Linked DNA regions of Homo sapiens: region 1 is linked to region 2. A link is a loop called in an ENCODE intact Hi-C map of the cell type or tissue named here. Cell type or tissue: HepG2. All regions are shown on one strand. Each heading gives the region's core, and the rest is flanking DNA. Links, peaks and the distances in the headings are about the cores only. Region 1 overlaps CTIF (cap binding complex dependent translation initiation factor). Region 2 overlaps CTIF (cap binding complex dependent translation initiation factor).

What was found. Peaks named below come from ENCODE experiments on the same cell type or tissue, not always from the same donor. Only the 100,000 strongest peaks of a DNase experiment are listed, where the experiment ranks them.
Region 1: a loop joins it to region 2, with 2.9 times the contacts of the local background. A loop is called at or near these places in 2 of 110 quality-filtered maps.

What each region holds. Positions count from the first base shown.
Region 1 is chr18:48,627,497-48,632,873 of GRCh38, forward strand. The region is part of intron 2 of CTIF (cap binding complex dependent translation initiation factor); the gene reads left to right. Among named protein-coding and RNA genes, the nearest start is that of MIR4743, 40 kb to the right of the region's middle. In HepG2, for the core only: no CTCF peak of the experiment used is centred there; a DNase peak (open chromatin) is centred at 2,645.
Region 2 is chr18:48,573,349-48,578,725 of GRCh38, forward strand. The region is part of intron 1 of CTIF (cap binding complex dependent translation initiation factor); the gene reads left to right. Among named protein-coding and RNA genes, the nearest start is that of CTIF, 37 kb to the left of the region's middle. In HepG2, for the core only: a CTCF peak has its summit at 578; a DNase peak (open chromatin) is centred at 2,833; H3K4me3 peaks cover 1,742 bases.

The sequences.
Region 1 (5,377 bases), core at 117-5,116, 54 kb after region 2:
TCACTTGAGCCCAGGAGTTCGAGGCCAGCCTGGGCAACATGGTGAAACTCAGTCTCTACTATAAATACAAAAATTAGCTGGGCATGATGGTGCATGCCTGTGATCCCAGCTACTGGGGAGGCTGAGGTGGGAGGATCACCTGAGCCCAGGACCCAGAGGTTGCAGTGAGCTGAGATCACACCCCTTCACTCCAGCCTGGGCAAGAGAGTGAGACCCTGTCTCAAAACAAACAAACAAAAAACAGAAAGAAAGAAAAAGAAAGAAGACAGGGTTGGGGGGGAGGGTGGGGAGGAAGGAAGGGAGGGAGGGAGGGAGTGAGGATTTGAAGGAGGTGAGAGTGAGGCCACCTGGGAAAGGGTATCCAGGCAGAGGGAGTGGCCAGGGCAAAACTCTGGTGTGGGGCATACCACACAGTCAAACGGGATCCCTCTGAATGCTATGTAGAGAATAGGCTATGGTAGGGGGTCAGCAAGAGAGGAAGCAGAGACCAGGAAGCCGTCTCCTTGCTGCAGGGGAGAGGCAATGGAGACTGGGGCCGTGTGGTCACTGGAGGTGATGAGATGCCTTCAGAGTCTAGGTATGCTTGGAAAGTGCTGACACTGTGATTGACCCTGAAGATTTTAGCCTGAGCAAATAGGATAGACTTTGCAGAAATGAGCTATGCAAGACCCTGGAAGAGCAGCTCTGGGGGGCAAAGGTCAAGAGTCCCGTTTGGGCATGAAAGGTTTAAGATAGTATTAGTCACCTTAGAGGAGATGTTGGTCCACCAGTTCGATGCACATTGGTGGTGTTCAGAGGAGGATAATGAGCTGGGTGCTGCTTTAAGCCCAGGGGGTGAGGAAGTTTACAGGAGAGGATCAAAGATTGAGCCTTGACTTAAGAAGTTGGGGAGATGAGGAGGAAGTAACAAAGGAGACTGTTTGCATTGTTTCTCACATGTTAACTCATTTAGTCTTGAAGATGTTGTTATTATTACCATCTTACAAGGGAGGAAACTGAAGCACAGAGAGGTTGACTTAAGCTTCCTGAGGCCACACAGCAAGTACATGGCAAGACTGGGGTTTGAAACAGGCAGCCTGTCTCCACGTACCATCCACTTATCCTCTCTGCTATTGGTAGACCTATTATTATTACAGATGGGGGAAACTTCGTCCTGGGGATGAAGCGATTTGCCCAAGGTCATAGAGTAAGTGGCGGAGCTGAGATCTGAATTCAGGACTCTCTGCTTCAAGAACTCAAGCTCCTAATCACGCAAGCATTCTCTACAACAGGAAAGTTGTTTGTTCCTTAAAAGATGGGAGCAAAAGCCTCCCTCTCTCTCTCTCAAATCTCAGCCATCAGCAGCATCCTGTCCCTCTTAGCACAGGTCTTTTCTAAAATATCACTGGATAGAGAATGAGCTGCCAGCCAGCCTTGGGTCCCACATCAGGGTCTTGGTTCTCCTCCCCATGTCAGTAAGCCCATGTGCCCAGGAGAAAGGAAGATGTCATGCACACTCCTGTCTTTGAGAAGTTGGGTCTTCAGGCTAGCAGGATTCTGACTGGGGTCTGTGAGACTGGGAGGAAGCCATTTCCCTTCAGCCTCAAGTCTCCCTTCAGGGAAATGAAGGCATTGGTGAGAGCCCTGGTTGCATTGTGCAGCCCCCACCTGGCACAGGTTTTACACACAGAGGTCACATTCCACCACCACCTATGCATTCAGACACTGGGGAAGACCTGGCCTGTGGACCCCCAAAATCCCCCCTGGGTGTCTGACGCCACCCTCGGTTAAGAAGCCCTGGGTAAGATGACCTTTAAAATAACTATGCATTTTGAAATAATTTCAAATATACATAGAAATTACAATAATAGTGCAAACAATTCTTGCATATCCGATTAACATCTTACTACATTTGTACCCACACTCTCTCTCTAAATATATCTTATGATATATATAATTTATACATATAATTGTATGTAAAACTTCTTTCTAAATCATTTGAGAGTTAGTTCCAGACATGATGCCCCTGTATCCCTTGACACTCCAGTGTGTATTTCCTCAGAACAAGGACATGATACAGTATAGGAAATGAACATTGATAGAATGCTGTGATTAAACCTACAGCTCTTTCAGCAATTTTCCCAGTAATATTGTTTAGAGCAAAAAAAAAAAAAAATTGGCTGTGATCTTTGTCTAATCCAAGATGACATATTGTGTTTAATATCAGTCATTTTTCCTGGGTCTTTGAATGATCCCTATTTCTGTCCTTTGCTCATGCTGCCACTTTTTGGCTGTGTATTCCTGGGTGAGTTACTTAACCACACTGTGCTTCAGTCTCCATGTTTGCTAATTAGAGAAGGTAAGAGTGCCTCAGCAGCCATGAAGAGTAAATGTTAGTAAGTGCAATGGACTTAGAACAGTGCCTAGATTTAAGAGAAGTCTTTATATAGTCTGGTGATTAATTCTTTGCTACACAGCAGGCTCCCCTTATCCACTGTTTTGCTTTCCATGGTTTTAGTTACCCACGGTCAACTACAGTCCAAAAATGTCAAATGAAAAATTCCAGAAATAAACAATTTATACATTTTAAATTGTATGGCATTCCAAGCAGTATGATGAAATCTCATGCTGTCTCTCCCGGGACATGAATCATCCCTTTGTCCAGCGTTTCTAGGCTGTATCCTCTACCTGCGCGTCACTGCCCAGCCCAGAGTCACTGAGCAGACATCTCTGTTACAGGATCACAAACAGATGTAGGGCTTTTTACCACCCACGGTTTCAGGCATCCACTAGGGAATCTTGGAATGGATCCCTCAGGGTTGGGGGGGTGGGCGACTGTGCATGTTGCAAGTAGCTTCTCACTTGTCTTTATTTGTTCATGATTTCTTTTGTCGCTTAGAAGTTTGAAATTTTGATGTAGTTTAAAATTTGCATCTCAGATTTCAATCACCTTGGAATGTGTTTTCCAAGAATAGTGCAAGGCAGATATCTAAGGTCAATTTTTCAATGGCTGGGTGGTTGTCTCAATACCATGTATTTATTGATGAGTCTCTCCCTCAATTCAAAACACAATCCTTACCTATATGAGGTTCCCATTTGTACATTAATTTGCTTGTGGGTGCAGTTTTATCAGTTGATCTGCTCTTTTATTCCTGTACTGGTTCAACAGCTTTTTTGTCTCTAGCTTTTTTTTTTTTTTTAATTAATTTATTTATTTTGAGTTGGAGTCTCGCTCTGTTGCCCAGGCTGGAGTGCGGTGGCGCGATCTCTGCTTACTGCAAGCTCTGCCTCCCGAGTTCATGCCATTCTCCTGCCTCAGCCTCCCAAGTAGCTGGGACTACAGGTGCCTGCAACCACGCCTGGCTAATTTTTTTGTATTTTTTAGTAGAGACGGGGTTTCACCGTGTTAGCCAGGATGGTCTTGATCTCCTGAACTCGTGATCCACCCTCCTCAGCCTCCCAAAGTGCTGGGATTACAGGCATGAGCCACCGCACCCAGCCCGGGCTCTAGCTTTATGAGATACTTTGATATCTGGTAGGGCTGGTCTCTTGGAGGAGTTTTAGGCACCACTGAAATGGGGGCCTGGTCTAGCTTTAGCACCTCCAGCCTCCCACACTCTGAGCTTCTTGCTTCTCTCTCCTCCTCCTCCAATGCTCAGTACCCTGGGGTCTCCCCAATCTTTCCCAATCTCTGCTCATAAAACACTGGCCGGGTGTGGTGGCTCCCACCTGTAATCCTAGCACTTGGGAGGCCAAGGCAGGTGGATCACCTGAGCTCAGGAGTTTGAGACCATCCAGGGCAACATGGTGAAACCCTGTCTCTACTAAAAATACAAAAAAATTAACCGGGTGTGGTGGAGAACGCCTGTAGTCCCAGCTACTTGGGAGGCTGAGGCAGGAGAATTGCTTGAGCCCCAGAGGGGAAGGTTGCAGTGAGCCAAGATTGTGCCACTGCACTCCAGCTTGGGCCAGAGTGAGACTCCGTCTCAAAAACAAGACAAACAAACAATAAAACACTCTTCATCCTGGGATGTAAAGACAAATAGCTTATTTTCATTGTTTTTTATTGTGAAATACTTAAGATGGACTGATAACAGAGAATAATAAAATGCACATCTATTTTGAGTGGAGAACAAACACCTGTACTCTCATGTTTATTAAGTCTTAACCCTGTGTCATGTTTGTTCCAGGTTTTTAAATTAAGACACGAATTTTAATAGCTGTGGTTGAGGCCTTTAAACCACTCTTGTGAATTTGATGCTCATCGTTCCCATATCTAACAAACTTCCCACGTTTCCCGCCTTTCTGTTTGATGACCTTTTCAAGTAAGACACCACCTTTACCCCCAAGAGAACTTAAAGGTTCAGGAGGCTCAAAGCTGTAAGCCTGTTTGCCTTGAAAGGGAAATGTGTGGGATTTCAAGCCCTGGCCCGGACTGAGGAGCGGGTCTGGAGAGGTGGACCCTTCTTCATTCTTGACTCATCTCCTATAGATCAGGACAGGTTCTGGGGAGGTCCATTTCTGGAGATTTTCTAGGCGGTGTCTCAGAGAAGGCAAACGGGAGGCAGGAGGTGGTGGTGCCTGTGCCACAAGAAGCTGGTGTTGAGAGCAGAATCCCAGCAGGGATGGGGAGGAACTTCGGAATAGGGAAGGGAGGGCTACCAGAGGGCCTTTAGGGCCAGGGAAGAAGCGTGTCTCTGATGGAGGGGATTCAGGCAGTAGCCCTGGACAGGTTGCCTCTGGGGCTACTGCTGGGCTGGGGTTTGAGATGGAGCCCCACAAGCCCAGTGGGTAGAGCTTGCTGTGCTAAGTGTGATCATTCACACTTCACTCCTCCCCATTTACACAGTCACACGCAGGGCCACAGTCCCTCCTCCTGCTGGGGGTTGTGCCCGCCTCCGGCTTTGTTGGGTCTCTGGAATGAGGCTCTGTGGACTCCACCATCTTGCTGGCTTTCTTGTGCACAGATCACCCGCTTTGCCTGCTGCTCATCTGTTCCACACTCTGAGATCCACTGCTTCATTTCCATCTCTACCACCACTGCTAATGAACCCCAATGTGGGACCCTCCTTCCCCACTTCCCCCCTGGGCCAGTTCAGCCTCCCCTAACAGAAGCCTTCAACCCCTGCATATGGAGGAAGTGTCTCTGAGTTCTTTAGCCTGACAGCCGCCATCTGCCCTAAGCTGGCCACGTTCTACTGAGCCTGTTGCCCCTCTTGGGCACCTCACTCTTCTCTGGGAACCCTGGGTTGCCTGCTTTTCCTCCCTTACAGCCCCTGCCGAGAGCACACTCTTCTTCATCTCAGCCGTGCCGTCCCCACCCCCCTCTCATTGCTGTTATTTGACATGTCATCTGACCTCTCCTGTGTGGGGACACTCTTTGTTGAGGGCCCCACAC
Region 2 (5,377 bases), core at 120-5,119:
GTCACCTGCCTGGCCCTGTGTCCTCCATGTGACCCAGGCCAGGGGTCTCCAAAATGGCTTACTTTGCAGGAAAAGACAAATGTGTACACTTGGCTCATTGTCTGTTTATTTTTGTACATGTGTAATGTTGCACTGATGTACAGTGTGTACATTTTAAAAACATACCAACAAAGAAATTTAACAAGATAAGTTTCAAAAAGTAAGCATTCTAATATTTTCTTTCTATGACCCAGTGATCACTCAGGCACCCCACTTTTGAATCCCTCTAATTAGATGATGGGGAGTTAATGAAGGCAGGTTTCTGTGACAAAAGCTCCAGGTGGTTTCTGTGACAAAAGCTCCAGGTTGACACATGGTGGCAGGGCGGAGCTTGAGAGGGGTGTGGTTAGGTCAGGTCAGCGGACAAGGGCCATATCCAGCCACCCACGCTGGCCATTCGCAGTGTGCCATCACTGTGCGGGGACGGGAAGGCAGCACACTGCACTGTGAATGTGCAAGTATATCTGAGGACATCCTGCTCACCATGCCTCTGGCCGCCTCTGTATCAGGTGCTGTCCTGGGCCCTCTGACACCCCTGGTGGCTGGTGTCATTACCCAGGGGGAAGGCAGTCGCATCCCCAGCAGTGCTTGGCCATACAGGTCACCTTCCACGGAGTGGAGTCTGGTGTCACCGGGCACCCTCAGGTCTGATTTGCAGTCATCTCACCAGGTCTCACCTCCTCTCAGCAAGACCTCCCCTCACCTCTTCTTTCCTGAAACTGTCTTCCAGCTCCTCCTTCCTGCCGGGGCGGCTTCCTGCTGTCACTCTGAAGAGGGAGGGTCTCTGTTCCTGCCGCTCTTCAGTTCAGACAGATGCCAGCTGCCCGGAGTTGCACCCATTTGGGGATAAATTTATTTTTCTTTCCAAGTGGCTTTGTGGTGAATGGGCTTAAATAATTCCCTGACTATCCTGTTTAAATTTGCTCCCTCTCCCCCAGTTCTTTGCCTCCTCTGTTTTATTTTTCTCCATAGCCTGCATTATCCTGTGCATAAAAACGAGTGCATAATATTGCATTAAAAAAGGAAACAAAATTAATGTCTTAAAACGACCATCCTTTTATTATTTGCTCAGAGTTCTGCACTTTGGGCAGGAGTTTTAGGGGGTAGAGAGTGGGCTGGGAAAAGGTCAGGGCATCTCTGTTCCTTGTGGTTCAGCCCAGGGCCGCTTGGGACCCTCCATTCTTCTCTGCGTGGTGTCTGTGTGTGGTTAGCTTGGGCCTCCTTTCAGCATGGTGTTGTTGGCTTTATTGAAAGGTGACTGGCTTCCCTCAGAACAGAAAAGCAAAAGCTGCTAGACCCGGAGTCACTTGCGCTACGTTTCTGAGCATCCAGCCACACACTGGGAAGTGTGGCGACTATCTCGTCCCCTAGGAGTGTGGTGTGAAATGCTGGGACACTCGATCAATGTTAGCTCTTTCATTAGACACAGCCCTGGACTGTCAGAGACCCAGCTCTTGAGGTAGGTGACTTCCTGTGTGACCTGGCCCAAGACTCACTCCCTCTCTGAATCTTTAAAATGGGGAGAATAGAAATATGGGCTAGCCACATGTCTACCTCAAGGGGCTGCTTGGAGGGCCAAATGAGATAAAGAGTAATAGTGATGACAGGTGTTGGGAACTGGGTATGACCAGGTTTTCAGAATTTTGCTCCTTGGAGCTCCCAGTTCCAGACACAGGGAGCCCCGCCTCTGCCAGGACTCCTGGGGGCAGGGTCCAGGGTGCAGGGGAAAGGTCCCAGCTTCCCCTTTTGAGGTGGCCAAGCAGGCCGCCGTCAGGTCAGCACGTAGGCCTTGAGTCCAGCCACTTTTGTTGAGTGTTTAAAATTTACCAGGGACTTTACATCTTTTACATCTTTTCTCATGTACCCTCAAAACAGTTCTGTAATGCAGGTGATGCTTTGCCCCCCGACAGCTGTTCTATGGCAACACGGCCGAGTAACAGAACCAGAACTCCATCTTCAACCCACTGGGATCCAGACCCCGTGCCTTTTTCCCACAAAGCTGGCCAGTGACAGAGACTCTTGGCAAAATACCAGAATTTTCCTTACTGTGAACACTGCCGACTTTAATTAGATTAATTTTCGATTTTCTTTTGCCTTCAGGGGTTTAAAGCTGACCCAGCTGGATTACAGCAGCGCACTGTGAGTGGAACAGAGTTGCGGTGTCAGGACCTCCAAGCCCTGCAACCCCCAGCACAGGCTTTATTTATCTATGCACCCCCATTGAGAGGCTCCCTCACCCTCTGAGGGGATGGAAGGTCCGTGGAGATGCAGCTTTGCTCTCCCGGGAGGGTCTCTGCCCTCAGGCTCAGACCGGGGCCGTCCTAAAGCCTCCCTGCCCCGGATGCCTTTTGATGAAGGCTGCTTTGTGCACACACATGTGCTGGGCTGTGGCCGCAACCCCAAGCCCTAGTTATCCACAGTAAACACAGAACAGCAACCACCCCGTGCAGCCTTCTCTCTCCAAGGTAAACTGTTGGAGTAAGGGCTTTTGCCTGGACGAAGGCCTAGTCAATGAGAGTGCTTTGCTGACTCTAACTCTTGCTTTTCACCCTGGGGAGCCAACCACAAACATTTGTGGAGACCCACACATGCCAGGCAGGGCCTGTGCTGCAGAAACGTGCACTGTGGAACAATCGGCCTCAGAGAGCCGCCGAAGAACAATGCAGGCTTGTGGATTGTCCCTCCCGGTCCTCGGGCAGCGGCGCCTGTGTACAGAGCACCCAGGTGTGCCCCCTTGCCCTGGCCCGAGAGGCGCCGAGGATGGGGCCTGTGTTTTGGGGGTGTATGGTCACTTGCACTGAGGCTGCCCGGGGCAGGGTTGACCTTTGGAAGATCAAATATGTGGCCTTCTGGGCTTTGCCCAGGCCAGCTGCTGACCCAAGGGAGGAACACTCAGTGTCGCGTGATGTGTTCCCCTGTCCTCTGGCCTGGCCATTGTCATTGCAAAGCTGAAGAGATAGAAGAATTTGCGGTAGCTGGGGAAGGGAGGCGGGGTACTGGTGCCAGTGAAGTCCCTTCTTGAGATGGCCTTTTGGTTCATCTGCGGACCTTGCTGTCTGCCCATTTAGGCGCTGCCCTCACCCTGGGTCCCACTTGCCACTCTGCTCACGTTGAGAGTCCTCTTTCTATGCGGTTCTCTGCTTCAGCCAACACAAACAGCAGAAATAAGCCGGGAGAAGCCACCTCTGAATGGAGGTTCTTTTTCCAGATTCGCTGTGCCAGCCGGGGCGTAACCGTTTAATTGCTGACACTAAGTCTCTCCGTAATACCAAATGAAACAAGGTTCCATGGTGCCCTGAGTACAGGATTTGAGTATGACACTAAGAAAGCAGAGAATAAAAGGACGCAGGGAGGATTCGGTCTGCTCAAATGCACTTTTAAAATTCTCCTATTTACACCGTAATTCCCTATTCTCCTCCATTAACTTGTTTTGGTGGTTTAGGGCTTGTCTTTTGTGTGGTTTTGGTTTTCTGGGCTTCGCCACTGAGGAGAGAACATTCTAGAAGGGTGAAATTGTTAATTATTCTTAAAACTTTGAGAGCTGCTTATGTGGAATATGTCCTATGAGAGCACCTTGATATTGCAAGTCGTGGCCTCCATTCCCCTGGGATGATCTGCGGGGACAGGGTCTGCCCAGAGCCCTGGTGTCAGGGTGTGATACTGACTGAGTTTCACAGGCTGGCCTGGGGGAGCCAGGACTTGAGGTTGGAGACGTGAGGAGAAAATCACAAACAGAAATTGTGGCTCTAGACAAATGCTGCCTCATCCACCTGAGGCGGGGAGTTTGGGTAGATTGGAATCTGACCTGTGTTTCCGCCCCAGGACCAGGTGGTAGCAACGGTATTTAGGTTTTTAAGGTGGGTGATGTCAAAAGCCATGTCCAGAAGAAAATAGTCTTGTTGGCCCTATTCTTTCACCCTAAGAGATTTAATCCAGAGACGGTGTGTAGGATCCTGCTGCTGAGATGCGCCGTTCCTTCCCCGGCTTCTCTCACACCTGGACTTCCCTTCTGCCATATTTTGTTTGTCTTTGGCCAGGACACTGAAGGATAGTGCCATAGCCCCTGCGTGGCCCTCATCTTCAGCTCTTTCTCTAGTACCTATTTTAGATAAAAGCTTTTTTGAGATAAAAAATTCATATAACATAACATTCACCCTTTTGAAGTGGATTTTTTTTGTCTTCTTGTTTCTTTTGTTTGTTTGTTTGAGATAGTCTCGCTTTGTCACCCAGGCTGGAGTGCAGTAGTGCAATCATGGCTTACTGCAGCCTCTATCTCCCAGGATGAAGCAATCCTCTTGCCTCAGCCTCCCAAGTAACTGGGACCACAGGTACACACCACCATGCCTGGCTAATTTTTTTGTAGTTTTTGTAGAGAAGGCATTTCACCATGTTGCCCAGTCTGGCCTCGAACTCCTGGGCTCAAGTGATCCGCCCATCTGGGCCTCCCAGAGTGCTGGGATTACAGGTATGAGCCACTATGTCCAGCCTAAAGTGGATGGTTTTAAATATATTGACGATGTTGTGCAACCCTCAACACTATCTAACCCCAGGACATTTCCTCACCTTTTACGCCCATTACCATAACTCTCATTTTTCCCCAGCTTCCTCAGCCCTAGGCAACCACTTATGTGCTTTCTCTATAGATTTGTCTATTCTGGACATTTTATAAACATGGAGTTATACAATATGTTCTCTTTTGTAACTGGCTTCTTTCACTTAGTGTAATAGTTTCAAGGTTCATCCATGTTGTGGCATATCTCAGCTCTTCATTTTTTTTTTATCACTGAGTAATGTTCCATTAGGTGGTTACTCTACATTTTATGTATTCCTTTGTCAATGGATGGAGCTTTGGGGGTTGTTTCCATATTTTGGCTATTATGAATAATGCTGCTCTGAATGTTCAAGTACAGGTCTTTGTGTGGATGTATGTTTCTAATTCTCTTGGGTATATACCTAGGATTGGAATTGCTGGGTGGTATAGTGACTCTATATTAACCTTTTGAAGAACGCCAGGTTGTATTTCAAAATGGCTGCACCACTTTACAATCGCTTTAGCAATGCTTGAGGGTTCCAGTTTCTCTACATCCTCACCAACACTTGTTATTATGTCTTTTTGATTATAGTCATCCTAGTGGGTGTAAAGTGGTATCTCATTGTGGTTTTGATTTGCATTTCCCTGATGACTAATGACGTTGAACATCTTTTCATGTGCTTTTTAGTGTTAAAAGCTCAGGTTTAGATGTTTATCCAAGTGTATATCTTTGGAAAAATGTCTATCAATTGTTTGCCCAACTTTTAGTTTGGTTATTTGTCTTTTTATTGTTGAATTGTAAGAGTT